Regions from separate parts of the Homo sapiens genome. Here all the other regions are linked to region 1. A link is a contact called in ENCODE Hi-C or POLR2A ChIA-PET data. All regions are on one chromosome and are shown on one strand. Each heading gives the region's core, a stretch centred on a gene start or an enhancer-like site at or near the end of the contact. The rest is flanking DNA. Distances are from core to core; before and after follow the strand shown.

Evidence for each region. A loop is a pair of places that touch in the nucleus more often than their neighbours do. ChIA-PET counts read pairs that join two places held with the same protein, here RNA polymerase II (POLR2A). Pooled maps may share reads with other maps.
Region 2: a pooled map shows a loop between it and region 1 (3-fold over the local background). The contact joins the enhancer-like site here to the promoter of LAX1 in region 1. A Hi-C loop is called at or near these places in 6 of 50 pooled maps.
Region 3: a pooled map shows a loop between it and region 1 (2.1-fold over the local background). The contact joins the enhancer-like site here to the promoter of LAX1 in region 1. A Hi-C loop is called at or near these places in 2 of 50 pooled maps. POLR2A ChIA-PET finds 5 or more read pairs at or near these places in 2 of 52 experiments (activated B cell and activated CD4-positive, alpha-beta T cell).

What each region holds. Positions count from the first base shown.
Region 1 is chr1:203,761,727-203,766,650 of GRCh38, reverse strand. LAX1 (lymphocyte transmembrane adaptor 1) reads right to left here and starts at 1,468. Exons shown (of 5, transcript NM_017773.4): 1 at 997-1,468. The coding sequence starts at 1,085. RefSeq lists an enhancer at 1,226-1,585.
Region 2 is chr1:203,485,009-203,489,333 of GRCh38, reverse strand. PRELP (proline and arginine rich end leucine rich repeat protein) reads right to left here. Exons shown (of 3, transcript NM_002725.4): 3 at 1-2,628. The coding sequence ends at 2,453. Among named protein-coding and RNA genes, the nearest start is that of OPTC, 7.0 kb to the left of the region's middle. Within about 2 kb of position 1,578, at least 33 of the 41 ENCODE cell types and tissues checked have a DNase peak (open chromatin) inside an H3K27ac peak, as active enhancers do.
Region 3 is chr1:203,336,755-203,341,646 of GRCh38, reverse strand. It overlaps FMOD (fibromodulin), which reads left to right. Exons shown (of 3, transcript NM_002023.5): 3 at 1-1,019. Among named protein-coding and RNA genes, the nearest start is that of FMOD, 12 kb to the left of the region's middle. Within about 2 kb of position 1,411, at least 4 of the 41 ENCODE cell types and tissues checked have a DNase peak (open chromatin) inside an H3K27ac peak, as active enhancers do.

The sequences.
Region 1 (4,924 bases), core at 219-2,718:
TTTGATTTGCCAATTAGAAATAAATAAAAATAAATGAAGAAATAGTTTTGGAGAGATGCTTCAGGCTTCTGATTCATTGCTCATTGATGCTCATATCTACCAGCAAGTGACATGTGTTTGCCATGATAATAACATTTATTTCCCCAAACGACTGCAATTTTATTTTATTTTTTGAGACAGAGTTTCGCTTTTGTTGCCCAGGCTGGAGTACAATGACATGACACTGCAACCTCTGTTTCCCGGGTTCAAGTGATTCTCCTGCCTCAGCCTCCTGAGTAGCTGGGACTACAGGAGCATGCTACCACTCCCGGCTAATTTTTGTATTTTTAGTAGAAACGGGGTTTCACCATGTTGGCCAGGCTGGTCTTGGCCAGGCTGGTTCAAGAGTGGGGGTGATCCGCCCCACTCGGCCTCCCAAAGTGCTGGGGTTACAGGTGTGAGCCACCGCGCCCAGTCAGCTGCCAATGTTTTTAAAGTTTCAACTGTGGATGGATTTTTAATTTTGTTTGTATGAGATTGAAAGTAGTAGCAGTAATTCATACCCATGATTAGTTCTGTAAGATTTTACGTCCTAAGGACGTATCTTTATTACATCTATCACTACATTTTTTATTCATGACAAGTTTTTGGATCTCAAAACACATCCTTGGAAAACTCAGCCTTTTGTTTCTGTCATGGTGACACCTAGGAAAGACTGATGATAGGGTTCAGGGCCTCCGAGAGGTGAGAAATCCAACCAGTCTAAGCAACTAGCTTTAAGGGCCAGTGTTATCACAGTTTTTCCTCTACCACAATATTTTCTTTCTTTCCTCAATACCTTCCTTTCCCCCTAGCACCCCTGAGCAAATGCCTCCAAGCCTAGAGTTTGGTGGTTTAGTAGACCGAGCCTGGGTGTTGAGAGGTGGCAGCACTGCTGTGTAAGAAGCTCCTAAGGGTGGACTAGGACCTTCTGCCTAAATCAGGGCAGGGTGGAGCTCACCACCCTGAGTCACTCACCTGTCCAGGCTGCGGGGAGTCACATGCAGAGTGCTGGACTCCAAGGTCCTCCCTCTGATTGTCGAAAGGGTTGGAGTGACACCATCCATTGTATCAGGAACCTTTGAGATGCTCTCTGGCTTCAGCTTCTAAGTTTCTCTTAATCATAATCAGTTAGCCAGCATGTCTACCACTTCTCCCCACCCCCGCAACAAACTCCCTATCTCGTGTCTACCTCTGAAACGTCAGGCCAAGTTGACCCAACATACAAAAGCAACAGGTTTGGTTCTACCTGGACGTGGCTAATGCCCACTGCAGGAAGTGCGATCTCATCCGGACATGGTGCTTCCAAGTGAGGTGGCTCAGGGAGAATCTGTGGCCTCTGCCTTCACGTTTCTGGTGGAAACGTGAGGGGCACAGAGGGGGAAACTGCCAAGAGGCTCAAGAGAGGCTCCGTGAGAAGCTCGTCTTCCTTCAACACCCAAAGCAGAGTGAAAAGAGCAAACCACTTTGCCAGAATGGAAACAGAGAGTCAGTCACCGGAAACGACACCACCAATGTGCTAATGAAGCACAGGGCACAGGAAACTCTGCTCAGCTCTTAATCTGCTAGAAGAAAACATATCTTCAACCCACCGTTCCTGGGTTTGCCAGGTGCTCTGTGGTCTGTGATGAGTGTGATTAAAAATGGGGCAGGGTAGTAGAGAACTTGTGATTCTTCACCCTGAGTTTCTGAGACACTTAGAGTTGTATAAGTCTTCAGATTTACAGTATTTTCTAAGCAAGTCTAAGGAGCACTGGAGGTTGCCTTTTAGAGTGAAATGCAGATCTCCGGGACCCTCTTCTGATTCAGTGGGTGGAGGCTGCAGAGGGGGCAGGCTTTGGCTATCGATGCTTTCCAGGTGAATTTGATGGAGCTTTCAGGTGATTTTGATGGAGCTCATCTGTGTTTCATGTTTTGGGAACCTCTGCTCTGGGTACTACCTTAAGAATAGAAGTTATGCTGGGTTAGCAGGACCCCTGCTCCCCCAAGGCAACCTTCCACAGCTCCTGGCTGCTGGTGATCTCCTGTTCTCAGGGCTCTTCTGAAGATCAGTCACAGTCTTACTTGTCACACACCTGTCTCAGAAGCTGAACAAGTTCATCCTTAAGAGCTACCCAAAGTGTTTGAAGATTGTTCAAAATTTATTGCTAACTCCCCTCCCTTCTTGAGCCTACTAATCTCCGGAAACACTCTTTGCATCTTGGGAGAGTCCAAAGAGAAGGGGCCACTAAGACTGTTGTAAGGATGTGAAGAACCTCTCTGATTGCACTTTCCACAAGGAAATGGATTCCCAGATGAATGGAAGGGCAGACCAGCAGTACCCTCCTAGAACCATGCCTCCCTCCCATCTCTTCCCAGTGGACATTGAGGTCCTCAGCTTTCCTGAGGTGGCAGCCCCTGGCCTGTCTGCATCCAGACTCTCACAGAGTCCCCAGGGGCTGCAGACTGGCCATGGCTGGCTTTCCAGGGAGCTTTATCATTCCAGGTCCTGGGCCCCTTCCCTCCCAGGAGCTTCACCTGGTAGGAAGCAGAAATGGCTCAGAGGCAGCTGGTGCTGGAGCTGGAACCTGGGTCTCTGCCCACTTCTCCTTTGGATCAGGTCTGAGTAGGAACTAGGACTACTCACAAGATCCATCATGCTGGTGGCAAGGACTGGGGTCCTGGGCCATTGGAACCAATAAGGGACTGTGAGAATCAGGACCTCGGAAGGCAGTACACGGAAAGGGCACATGGAACCAAACCTCAGAACCATGACTGCTAATTAAAAAAAAAAAATTTTTTTTTTTTTTAAAGAACTTTTCCATTGCATGTGATCATTTCAGGGCCTCACTTATCTTATCTACCCAATCTGCTGCAGTTAGACCAATCTTCCCTCTGGTTGTCCAATTCTCTCCTGCCCCCACATCTCAGGGAAATCACCACCTCAGAGGCAGCTGCCCAAGTTACCTGCCTCAGACTGCAGGTGAGTGCCAGGATTCCAGGCCTTGGCTGTGCCCCTCATCCTGCTCTCCTTTCCTTCCCCATGGGGCAAAATCCAATCAAACTGACAAACTAAAACAAAAAGTAGGTAGCTGAAATGATTCATCATAATAGCGGGGAAAAAACAACAGCAACAACAAAAAACACTCGTTCCTGGGAAATGGGGTGTATTTTGTTGTTGTTGTTGTTTTTTTGAGATAGAGTTTTGCTCTTGTTGCCCAGGCTGGAGTGCAATGGCATGATCTTGGCTCACCGAAACCTCCGCCTCCCGGGTTCAAGCAATTCTCCTGTCTCAGCCTCCCGAGTAGCTGGCATTACAGGCATGCACCGCCACACCCAGCTAATTTTGTATTTTTAGTAGAGACGGGGTTTCTCCATGTTGGTCAGGCTGGTCTCCAACTACTGACCTCAGGTGATCCGCCCGCCTTGGCCTCCCAAAGTGCTGGGATTACAGCATGAGCCACCGCACCTGGCCAAGGAGTGTATGTTTTAAATCCGATTGCTCTCGTGTTGTTGATGTTGTTTTTTTCTGAGACAGGGTTTCACTCCTGTTGCCCAGGCTGAAGTGCAGTGGCATGCTCTTGCTCACTACAACCTATGCCTCCCAGGCTCAAGCCATTCTCCTGCCTCAGTCTCCCAAGTAGCTGGGACTACAGGTACACGCCACCACACATGGCTAATTTTTGTATTTTTAGTAGAAATGAGGTTTCAGCATGTTAGCCAGGCTGGTCCAAACTCCTGGGCTCAAGTGATCTGCCCACCCTGGCCTCCCAAAATTCTGCGATTATAGGTGTGAGCCACTGCACCCAGCCTGCTCTAGTGTTTTAACCACTTTTCATGATTTTTTGGGGTCGGATGTTACATATGATTGTTACCAGACCCCAACACTTACCCAGAGTTAGCCTTTGGGTTGGGGGTTTCTGCACTATAGTCCCTTCAGTGGTTGCCAGAAAGGTGTTACAGGGAAGGGGTCCTGATGCAGACCCCAAGAGAGGGTTCTTGGATCTTGCCCAAGGAAGTATTCAGGGCGAGTCCATAGAGTAAAGTGAAAGCAACTTTATTAGGAAAGTAAAGGAATAAAAGAATGGCTGCTTCACGGACAGAGCAGCCTCAAGGGCTACTGGTTGCCCATTTTTATGGTTATTTCTTGATGATATGCTAAACACGGGCTGGATTATTCATGCCTCCCCTTTTTAGACCATATAGACTAACTTCCTGTTGTTCCATGGCATTTGTAAACGGTCATGGTGCTGATGGGAGTGTGGCAGTGAGGATGACCAGAGGACATTCTCATGGCCATGTTGGTTTTGGTGGGTGTTAGCCGGCTTCTTTACTACAGCCTGTTTTATCAGCAAGGTCTTTATGTCCTATATCTTGTGCCAACCTCCTATCTCATTCTGTGACTTAGAATGCCTTAACTGTCTGGGAATGCAGCCCAATAGGTCTCAGCCTCATTTTACCCAGCCCCTATTCGAGATGGAGTTGCTCTGGTTCATACGCCTCTGACAGGATTCTAAAGTATTAAGACTGTTTTTTGGCCAGGTGCAGTGGCTCACGCCTGTAATCCCGGCAAGTTGGAAGGCCGAGGTGGCTGAATCACTTGAGGTCAGAAGTTTGAGACCAGCCTGACTAACATGGAGAAACTCCATCTCTACTAAAAATACAAAAAATTAGCCAGGCGTGGTTGTGCCTGACTGTAATCCCAGCTATTCAGGAGGCTGAAGCAGAATTGCTTGAACCCGGGAGGCAGAGGTTGCAGTGAGCCGAGGTCGCACCATTGCACTCTAGCCTGAGCAACGAGCAAAACTCCCCTCAAAAACAAACAAACAAACAAACAAACATTTATTTATTTATTTATTTTTGAGAAGGTGTCTCGCTCTTTCGCCCAGGCTGGAGTGCAGTGGCATGATCTCAGCTCACTGTAACC
Region 2 (4,325 bases), core at 329-2,828, 280 kb after region 1:
ACAGCTGCAGAGAGCAAAGGAGAGCAGACATATTCTAGATTGGGCAGTGGGATGATGGTGATTGCGTTGCTGCTCAACGAGTCTGGGTTTGCAGGATCAAGGTAATGACCTCTCCCCTGAGGGCCTCATCAAAGGGGCTGAGGCTGCAAGCTGTGAATAAGATGCAGAAGGGGCTCTTATCCAGGCCGAAGCACCAGGTTGCTTTCGGCCATAATAACGTGTGGACTTTAAGCAGGAGCCTTGAAGAAACCAGCTGCAGCTAGAAAGAATGCGGCGATTGTAGTGGAGCACGGGGGAAGGAGGCTATGATGAAATGGGCCCTATTTTCCATAATTAGCAAAAAAGAAAGGTGAGAAGGAGCATAATGGGAATTTCTTGAAGTTAGGGACCCAGCTTAATCCAATTTCTTAAAAACCTCTGGAACTTTTTTCATCCTAACTTGGGGGTGGGCACTGTGTCTTACTCATTTCTAGAACATCCATCCTCTATGCCTCCCACCAATATACACACGCAGGGGGCTGAGAAGGGGCAGCATCCCTTGGAGGAAGTTAGGGGGAAAGGTGAAGTCGAGGCAGCCCTGTCTGGACCGGGTTCCACTTGGAGACCTGCCAAGCTGCTCACCTGGGCCAGGCAATGGAGGGTGGGGAAGCCTCTGGGGGAGGGACAGTCCATACAGAAAATAAATTACTGCAAGGGAAGGGGCAAATATTTAGGACTTGTCCTGCATTCGAGTATGATTTAAAGTGTGGAGCTGCAGACTCGGAACATGAGCGCCGGAGGGACCTCAGAGGAGCATCTTTTTTTTTTCTTTTTTGAGACGGAGTCTCACTCTGTCGCCCAAGCTGGAGTGCAGTGGCACAATCTCGCCTCACTGCAACCTCCGCCTCCCCGGCTCAAGCGATTCTCCCGCCTCAGCCTCCCAGTAGCTGGGATTATAGGCGCGCGCCACTATGCCTGGCTAATTTTTTTGTATTTTAGTAGAGACGGGGGTTTCACCATGTTGCCCAGGGTGGTTTCGAACTCCTGAGCTCAGGCAATAATCTGCCCGCCTCGGCCTCCCAAAGTGCTGGGATTACAGGCGTGAGCCACCGCGCCCGGCCGGGAGCATCTTATCCACCTCCTCGGTTTACAGATGAGGGAGCTGAGAAGGCACCTGGGAAGGGCCTACAACAAACGGGAGCCGACTATGTCCTCACCTGGGCTCACTCACGATGGGAATGAGCCCAGCCTGGGGACGTTTGTGCCCGCTAGACCCTAGAGGAGAGCGACACCATGCACACGGCCCATGGCTCTTCCGTGTTGGGACCCCACGGGCCTCCTCCACCGAGGAAAATCACCCCAGGAAGAGGGCCAGGCGCAAGACTGGGACCAGCTGTTACTCCCACCAGCCACTAGGTGGCACCGATGCGTCTGTCTCCGAGGAGGAGGCGCATTTTCAAACGTGGAGGGGCTTCTGGGAGACGTCCAGGTGCTCCGCCCCTTCCTCCCTGTTTCTCAGGAGCCGCCTCCCGAGGGTGGAAATGGCTGGGCCGCGCACACTGATGGAGAACAGATGGCGGGGGCGGGGCTGCCTCTTCCTTCCCCCGCCCCCACAAAAACACTGTGAACCCTCCTCCCTAAACCCGAGGTTGGGCAAGGGGGCCGCAGGACCCATCGACGTCACGCGGGCCCATCCCGGGCTTGAACCCTTCCCCTCTCCCATGGCTGCTTCCTAGTTCCTTGGGCCATTCTTCTCCTTGGCTGTTCCTCCTGAGGCCCAGCCAGGAGGGCGTGTGCTATGTTCACCCTGGAACAGAAGGGGGCGCCCTGCGCATCCCTGTGTCCTGCTGGCCAGATGCAGGCCCCTGCGGGAGCCCTGACCCTGCACCCTACCTCCGTCATTCCCTCGCTCCTCCTTCCCGATACCCGGGCCAGCAGGGCCAGGGCGATGTCTGGTGCCGGGGAACCAAGCGGCGGAGCAGCAGCTTTGCCAGAAGGGATCCTTGGCCCAGGAGAACTGGGTTTCTCGGCCTCTTTGAGCCAGAGCTGCCGAAGATGGAGGAGTCCCCAGGGGGACTTTCTGAACCTTACCTCCGGGCTGTTTGCTCGGCCAGGACCAAGATCAGATAGTCCACGGCCCAGATGTACCCAGGAGTGGCGGGTGGGGGAGGAGAGAGAAGGGGACACCAAGTCTTTAGACACATCTGTGTTTCTGGAGCAAAGGGAAACCACAGAAGGCCAGGAGTTTGGGTGTGCACTGGGTGTCTTTCAACTGGGTGGAACCAAACTGAGTCCTTGAAGTCTCGCTCCTGAGGCTGCAGAAGAATAGATGGCTTTTCCCTGCCTCGAGGGTGGGATAAGGGAGGCAAAGCTGGGAGAAAGAAAGGGAGAGAGAGAAAACGAATGGCCGGCACAGGTGCCTGGGCCCCAGCCTTCAAGTGCGGTCAGAGCAGATCCGGTGGCGGAGTAGGGCCTAGATGACCACGGACTGCAGGAGGCGGAAGCACATCATGAGGTCCAGCGGGATGGGCGGCTTCAAGTAGTTTCCATCCAGCCGCAGGTAGCGCAGGTGTGGCACGTTCTCCAGGTCCGAGGAGAAGTCATGGAACGCCACTAGGTCGTTGGGGCAAATCTGGGTTCCGTTGATTTCTACGGAAAAAGAAGACGAGAAATCAGAAGGGAGTGGAGGCTGGCGGCCAAGATGAGGAAGGGGAAGGGGGAAGACACCCGAGAGCAAGGACTGTAGACTTCTCTCTGAAACTGGCTAGCTTTGGGAATGTGTGATCATAGATGAGCTGCCTTGACCTCCAGGCTCAGTTTACTCATTTGTAAAATGAATTAAGTTGGAATTGATCAACAACTGTTATTGCAAGTTAACTCTAGAGAATTGGAAGTAAATTTTGAACTGGGCCTTCAAGAATAGGTAGAATTACAACAGGTGGAGACCTGGGGGATGGTGTTCTGATAGAGGAATCTGTTTGAATGAAGTTGTGGAGGCCAAAATTCTGCTTGTGGGCGAATCTGGGAATAGTAATAGTGCCCAATGTGATGTACTAAGGAGAGTAAGCTGGGAAGGTAGTTAGGCTTTCACTAAGAGGCTTTTGATCTCTGGTCTGAGGAATGGCAGTGAACAGGACTGTCTTTGTGAGAGCGATGTTATTAACAGGATACTTGAACCATGGTATCCTGGAGCGTTAAATCTGGAAGGGTCCTTAGAGATCCCTATGTTCAGGTTTATGCTGTACAAAGATAATCCGGCTACACTGTGGAGAAGCAATGGAGTAAGGTGAGATCTGAAGCCAGTAGGTGGATGTGAAAATTACTCTGCAGGTTTTCCTTTGAATTGGATGTGAGACATGAGGATGGGCAAAAGATGGTAACTGAAATAAGGATGACAGGAAGAGGAAAGAGGATCTGGGGAGAGCTCCGGAACCCCCGGGACATGATGAGCCTACTGATTCTGAAGGGTCCATGGCCTGAGATTCCATTTCCTCCATCACATCTTGTTGGATGCCTGTGGCACCAGGCATGCCAGCATTTAAATGAACTGTTTTATTCTCCCTAAGCCTTGCCTCACTTATCATTTATGGAGGAGCAGGAGGAGGAAGAGTAGGCATCATCTTCATTGTAATTGTCTTCCTCTTCCTTTTCCTCGTCTTTCTTCTTTGCCATTGGAGTAGCAGAAGGGCCCTGACACGGGGGTTTTCTCTTATGAGCTTGGGGCTGTGGCCTAGCCACCCTCATGCTGAGTTCTTCAATCTGTGAAATGGTAAGAGTGGTGCCTGCCCTGTAATCAGGGGAGAGAATGTTGGCAAAGGCATTTTGTAAGCTGTTTAAAGACAGTACCAGTGGCAGCATTATGGTCATTGTGAAGAACGTAATCACCCCACTGACCTAGGCCCCACTCAGCCCATTCTGTCGGGTAAAAGGCACAGGAGACAGGCTGGATGGGGTGGGCTCATGTGGGTGAGGTGTGAGTTCTCTGACTTCAACCTTAGAAGGTTGGGATATCCTCCAGCAACCTGTTCTTCCACAATCTGGTAGAGACCTATCAGCCATTTATTAATCAAGGTATCCCTTCTGTCTGTATTTTGGCCTCATAGCTTCCTGGGGGTAATGTGTTTTATTTTAGTGTGCTGTCTCCAGGGTAAAATTATACAGTCTTCCCCTTTTCCCATTTTTTTTTTGTAAGATTAAAAAAAAAATCCTCCCCTACTTCTTGAAATTATCCCAAATGAGTGAACGATCTATTCGCCCATTGTTGGTGTCGGTAGAGACACCAACAATCTCCATCTCATTCTTTGGTTTGGAACCTAAGGATCCCCAAATATCATTCTAGGGGTCCT
Region 3 (4,892 bases), core at 162-2,661, 420 kb after region 1:
ATTCATGACCTGATGTGGGAGGAGACAGCCAACCTCAGGCTTAGATCAATGTATAGGGCTATATTTTGGCAGCTGGGTAGCTCTTTGAAGGTGGATAAGACTTCAGAAGAGGAAAGGCCAGACTTTGCTTACCATCAGCATCTGCAATGGGCCAAACACACCTCAAATTGGCTGAGTTGAGAAAGCAGCCCCAGTAGTTCCATTCTTGCCCAGCACTTTCTGCATTCCAAACAGCATCCTACCTGGGTTTTTATCCACAAAGGTAGCGGCCACATGGTTTTTAAAGTATGAGAAACACAGTTTGTCCTCTCCTTTTATCCAAGCAGGAAGATTCTATATCCTGATGGTAGAGACAGACTCCAGGCAGCCCTGGACTTGCTAGCCCAAAGAAGGAGGATGTGGTTAATCTGTTTCACCTGGTTTGTCCTAAGGCCATAGTTAAAAAGTACCAGCTCTGGCTGGGGTCCGTGAAGCCCAGGCCAGGCAGCCAAATCTTGCCTGTGCTGGGCATACAACCCTCTGCTTTCACATCTCTGAGCTATATCCTCATTAGTGAAGGTGGCTTTTGCTTTATAGTTTGGCTGGGGAGCACTTAATTCTTCCCATTTCAAAAGGTAATGTTGCCTGGGGCTTAACCCACCTGCCCTTTGGGCAAGGTTGGGACAAAGCCATCTGGGCAGTCAGGGGCAAGGACTGTTGGAGGAGAGTTAGCCCAAGTATAGGCTCTGCCCAGATGCCATCACATCCCTGATACTGTGTATGCTTTGAAGCACCTTCCCTGAGAAGGGAAGAGGGGATCTTTGGACTACGTTCTTGGCTCCAGACCTGGAATCCACAAAAGCCAAACCAGCTCATTTCAACAAAGGAGCTCCGATGTGAGGGGCAAGGCTGCCCCCTGCCCCAGGGCTCTTCAGAAAGCATCTGCATGTGAACACCATCATGCCTTTATAAAGGATCCTTATTACAGGAAAAGCATGAGTGGTGGCTAACCTGACCAATAAAGTTATTTTATGATTGCATCTACAAGAGTGGAGTCATTTAAAGCAGACTGCAGGAGGGTTACTTTAGGAGGACCTGGTGAGGTCGCAGGTCACACAGGCCTTGGACTGATGAGCCCTCTTTCTCATCTATTCTGTTCGGGCAGATGAAGCTAAGAGGAAAAAAAAATGAAAAAAAAAAGTCACTTGTATAAAAGCTGTAGTTAGCAAACTGTGTTCTGGAAGTTCTTCTTTAAGTCTAACTTCAATCCTCTCTACACATTCCCTTCCATATGGTCCCCAAGAGATATAGAATAACTGGGGTTTTTTTTTCAACCCTTTCCACCATCCTCTCTTGCAAAGCCGGTAATTCGGGATCTGGCTAGTCCTGGGTATTGTTGTCTTAACTGCTTCTGCCCTCTAGTGGCAACTGTGCAGATCTGAGGGCAGCCAAGCCTGCCAAAGCCCGTTGGCCCTGGAAGAGGAAAACAAACCTTTACCCCCCATTTGTTTTCTCATTCATCCTGTGTTCATATCGTGAAAGCCTTTGAGTGCCAGATGTTGTGATAGGTGCTTAGCAAATGTCGCATAAGTTAGGAGGGCAGACTAGGCTTGTGCCTTCAGAACAATCCACTATTTTCTGATAGGGAAATAACAACTGATAGTTATTGGGCACTAAATTCTGTACCAAGCATGTTGCAAATGTTACAACTCCATCTTAAGCCAAAGTAAACTAATTTGACTATACTTCTCTGACGTGAGAGTTAGGCAGGAATGCTAGTGTGTGAAACTACCAGAAAGAAATCATAGCTCTAATCACAGTCCTCTCCTCAAGGACAGCAGATAAGGCCCCTCTGCCTTGGATCTCCAGTACAGGAAGATGCCATGTGGAGGAGACAGAGATGTGGCACATAGGGCAGGAATTATCTAACTATAAGGAGGAATCCTCTGCCTCTCCGTTTTTGCTTCTTTGCAGCTCCCATGAGCATCCCAACCAAGACAGAGCAGGGAGAGGAATGGGAGCCAGCCCTGCTGCAAGGCTTCCCTTGTTTCTAAACCCAGTGCTTTGTAAGAAACAGAGTAGCAAGAATAGACTGTCCCTCAGGCTCAGTTGACTCTTTTTCTTTCAGCTGCCATTTGATCAGTCTTATTATGTGCTAAGGGCTTTACTTATTTAGTATTCTTCACCATTCTCTACCATGGAGATTATTATTTTCACTATTTTACAGAGGAGGAAACTGGAAACAAAGACACAGAGGTCACCCAGGAAGGACGCATCAAGGCCAGGATCTGACCCTGGCCGTCTGTCTCCCCAGCCTGTCAGTTTTGCAATATTATTTACACTGTGCTGTCCTAAGGATCCTTGTATTGTTGGATTATTAGGTGTATGCAGGAGGCTTGTGGGTCACTGGCTGTCATAAATAGAGAAAGATCATCTTACTTTTTTTGGAGATGGACCCAAATCCATTCTGCTAGCATTCACAGTTCCTTTATGAATTTCCAATTCAAAATTCACTTTTCATCAGTAAATGTTTAGTGAGTGCCACTGAGCAGGAACTGGGGATACTGCAGAGAACAAAAGCAAACAGCCCCTGCCCTTGGGGGCTTGTAGTCCAGTGCAGTGACAGTCCTTGAACAACGGCAAAAAAATCACACTGAGGATCATGTAGTTAGACTGAGAAAGAGCTGTGACGATGAGCATAGGTCTACACCAGGATTATCAAGGAGCCTGGCCTAGATACTCTGAGATACAGAGTGAGAGCATAGTAATCCAGACGAAGAGATGGAAGGGCAGGTCCAGGCAAAGATAGCAGCATGCATACACACCCTAATGCACAAGGAAGCTTCTGAGGCTCTAGACAGCGAAAATGGCTGCAGCACAGAGAGAAAGGGAGAGAGTTTCAGTTGATCACGCTGATGCAGTAGGCAGGGGTCAAAGGCAGTAGGCTTTGTTCTCTTATTTCAGACCCAAGTACGAAGAAACTTAATTACCACCGTCCCAAACCCCATGTCCCAGGGCCTGCCTTACATGCAGGCTCACAGTTCTGCCTTCTAGCCACTAGTGGGCAGCATCTCATCTCGCACCACCAGCCTTTTCTGAAACCTTTAAATCGCAGCCCACTTAGCCCACTTTTTCCCAACTTCCTTTTTTTTTTTTTTTTTTTTTTTGAGAAGGAATCTCGCTCTGTCGCCCAGGCTGGAGTGCAGTGCCACAATCTCGGCTCACTGCAACCTCCGCCTCCCGGGTTCAAGCGATTCTCCTGTCTCAGCCTCCTGAGTAGCTGGGATTACAGGTGTGCGCCACCACGCCCGGCTAATTTTTATATTTTTAGTAGAGACAGTGTTTCACTATGTTGGTCAGGCTGGTCTCGAACTCCTGACCTCATGATCCGCCCACCTCGACCTCCTAAAGTGCTGGAATTACAGGCGTGATCCACCACTCCCGGCCTTTTTTTTTTTTTTTTTTTTGAAACAGGGTCTCACTCTCACCCAGGCTGGAGTGCAGTGGCGCGATCTCAGGTCATTGCAACCTCCACCTCCTGGGTTCAAACAACCCTCCTGCCTGCCTCAGCCTCCCAAGTAGCTGGGACTGCAGGCATGTACCACCATACCTAACTTTTGGCTTTTTTGTAGAGATGGGGTTTCATCATGTCGCCCAAGCTGGTCTCCGACTCCTGGACATAAGCGATCTGCCCGCCTAGGCCACATGCCTAGGCTTACAAAGACTTTGTAAAGGATTACAAAGGAAACTAATTACATTGAAGTACAGTTACCAAAATATAAAACATATACATTTTTGATATAATAATATATATGTTTCTTTATTAAGTCGATGAATAACAAGATTTAGCAACAGGTCTAGTTAATTATAGTCATTTCAAACTATTGATGCATGTAAATGGCATATCAAACTATTTTAACAACTGTAATGTGATATAAAAATATCTTGGCCGGGCGCGGTGGCTGGCCGGGCGCGGTGGCTCATGCCTGTAATCACAGCACTTTGGGAGGCCGAAGCGGGCGGATCACGAGGTCAGGAAATAGAGAACATCCTGGCTAACACGGTGAAACCCCGTCTCTACTAAAAAATACAAAAAAAATAGCTGGGCGTGGTGGTGGGTGCCTGTAGGCCCAGCTACTCGGGAGGCTGAGGCAGGAGAATGGCGTGAACCCGGGAGGCGGAGCTTGCAGTGAGCGGTCTGCACTCCAGCCTGGGCAACACAGCAAGACTCCGTCTCAAAAAAAAAAAAAAAATCTGTGGGCCGGGTGCTCTGGCTCACACCTGTAATTCCAACACTTTGGGAGGCTCAGGCGGATGGATCACTTGAGGTCAAGAGTTCAAGACCAGCCTGGCCAACATGATAAAACCCTGTCTCCACTAAAAATACAAAGATTAGCTGGACATGGTGGCGCATGCCTGTAGTCCCAGCTACTCAGGAGGCTGAGGCAGGAGAATTGCTTGAACCTGGGAGGCGGAGGCTGCAGTGAGCCAAGATAGAGCCACTGTACTCCAGCCTGGGCAACAGCGAGACTTCATCTCAAAAAATAAAAAATAAATAAAAATATATGTGATTTCAGCTGGTGACAAAGCCTCAGGTACTGCTAATAAGGCTGTGGTTTGTTACCTTCATAATTGAAAGGAATGCTACATTTCTGTTAGATGTATGAAAAACAAAGATAGGATTTCCCATTTCTCTCTAAGTCAAGCCAAGGAAAGACAAGCAGAAACATGGATCATAGAGGGAAGGCAAGAAAAATAGGCAAATCATCGTCTTTTCTCTCTATGAACATAGCTTAATCACTCAACAAATTTTTACTGAATGCAAACCTTGAGCTAGATAATGTGTCAGTAGTTGCTGCATTTAGTATGTGAAAGTTGAATGTAAAGTTCTCAAGGTTCTTGCCATGGCATGT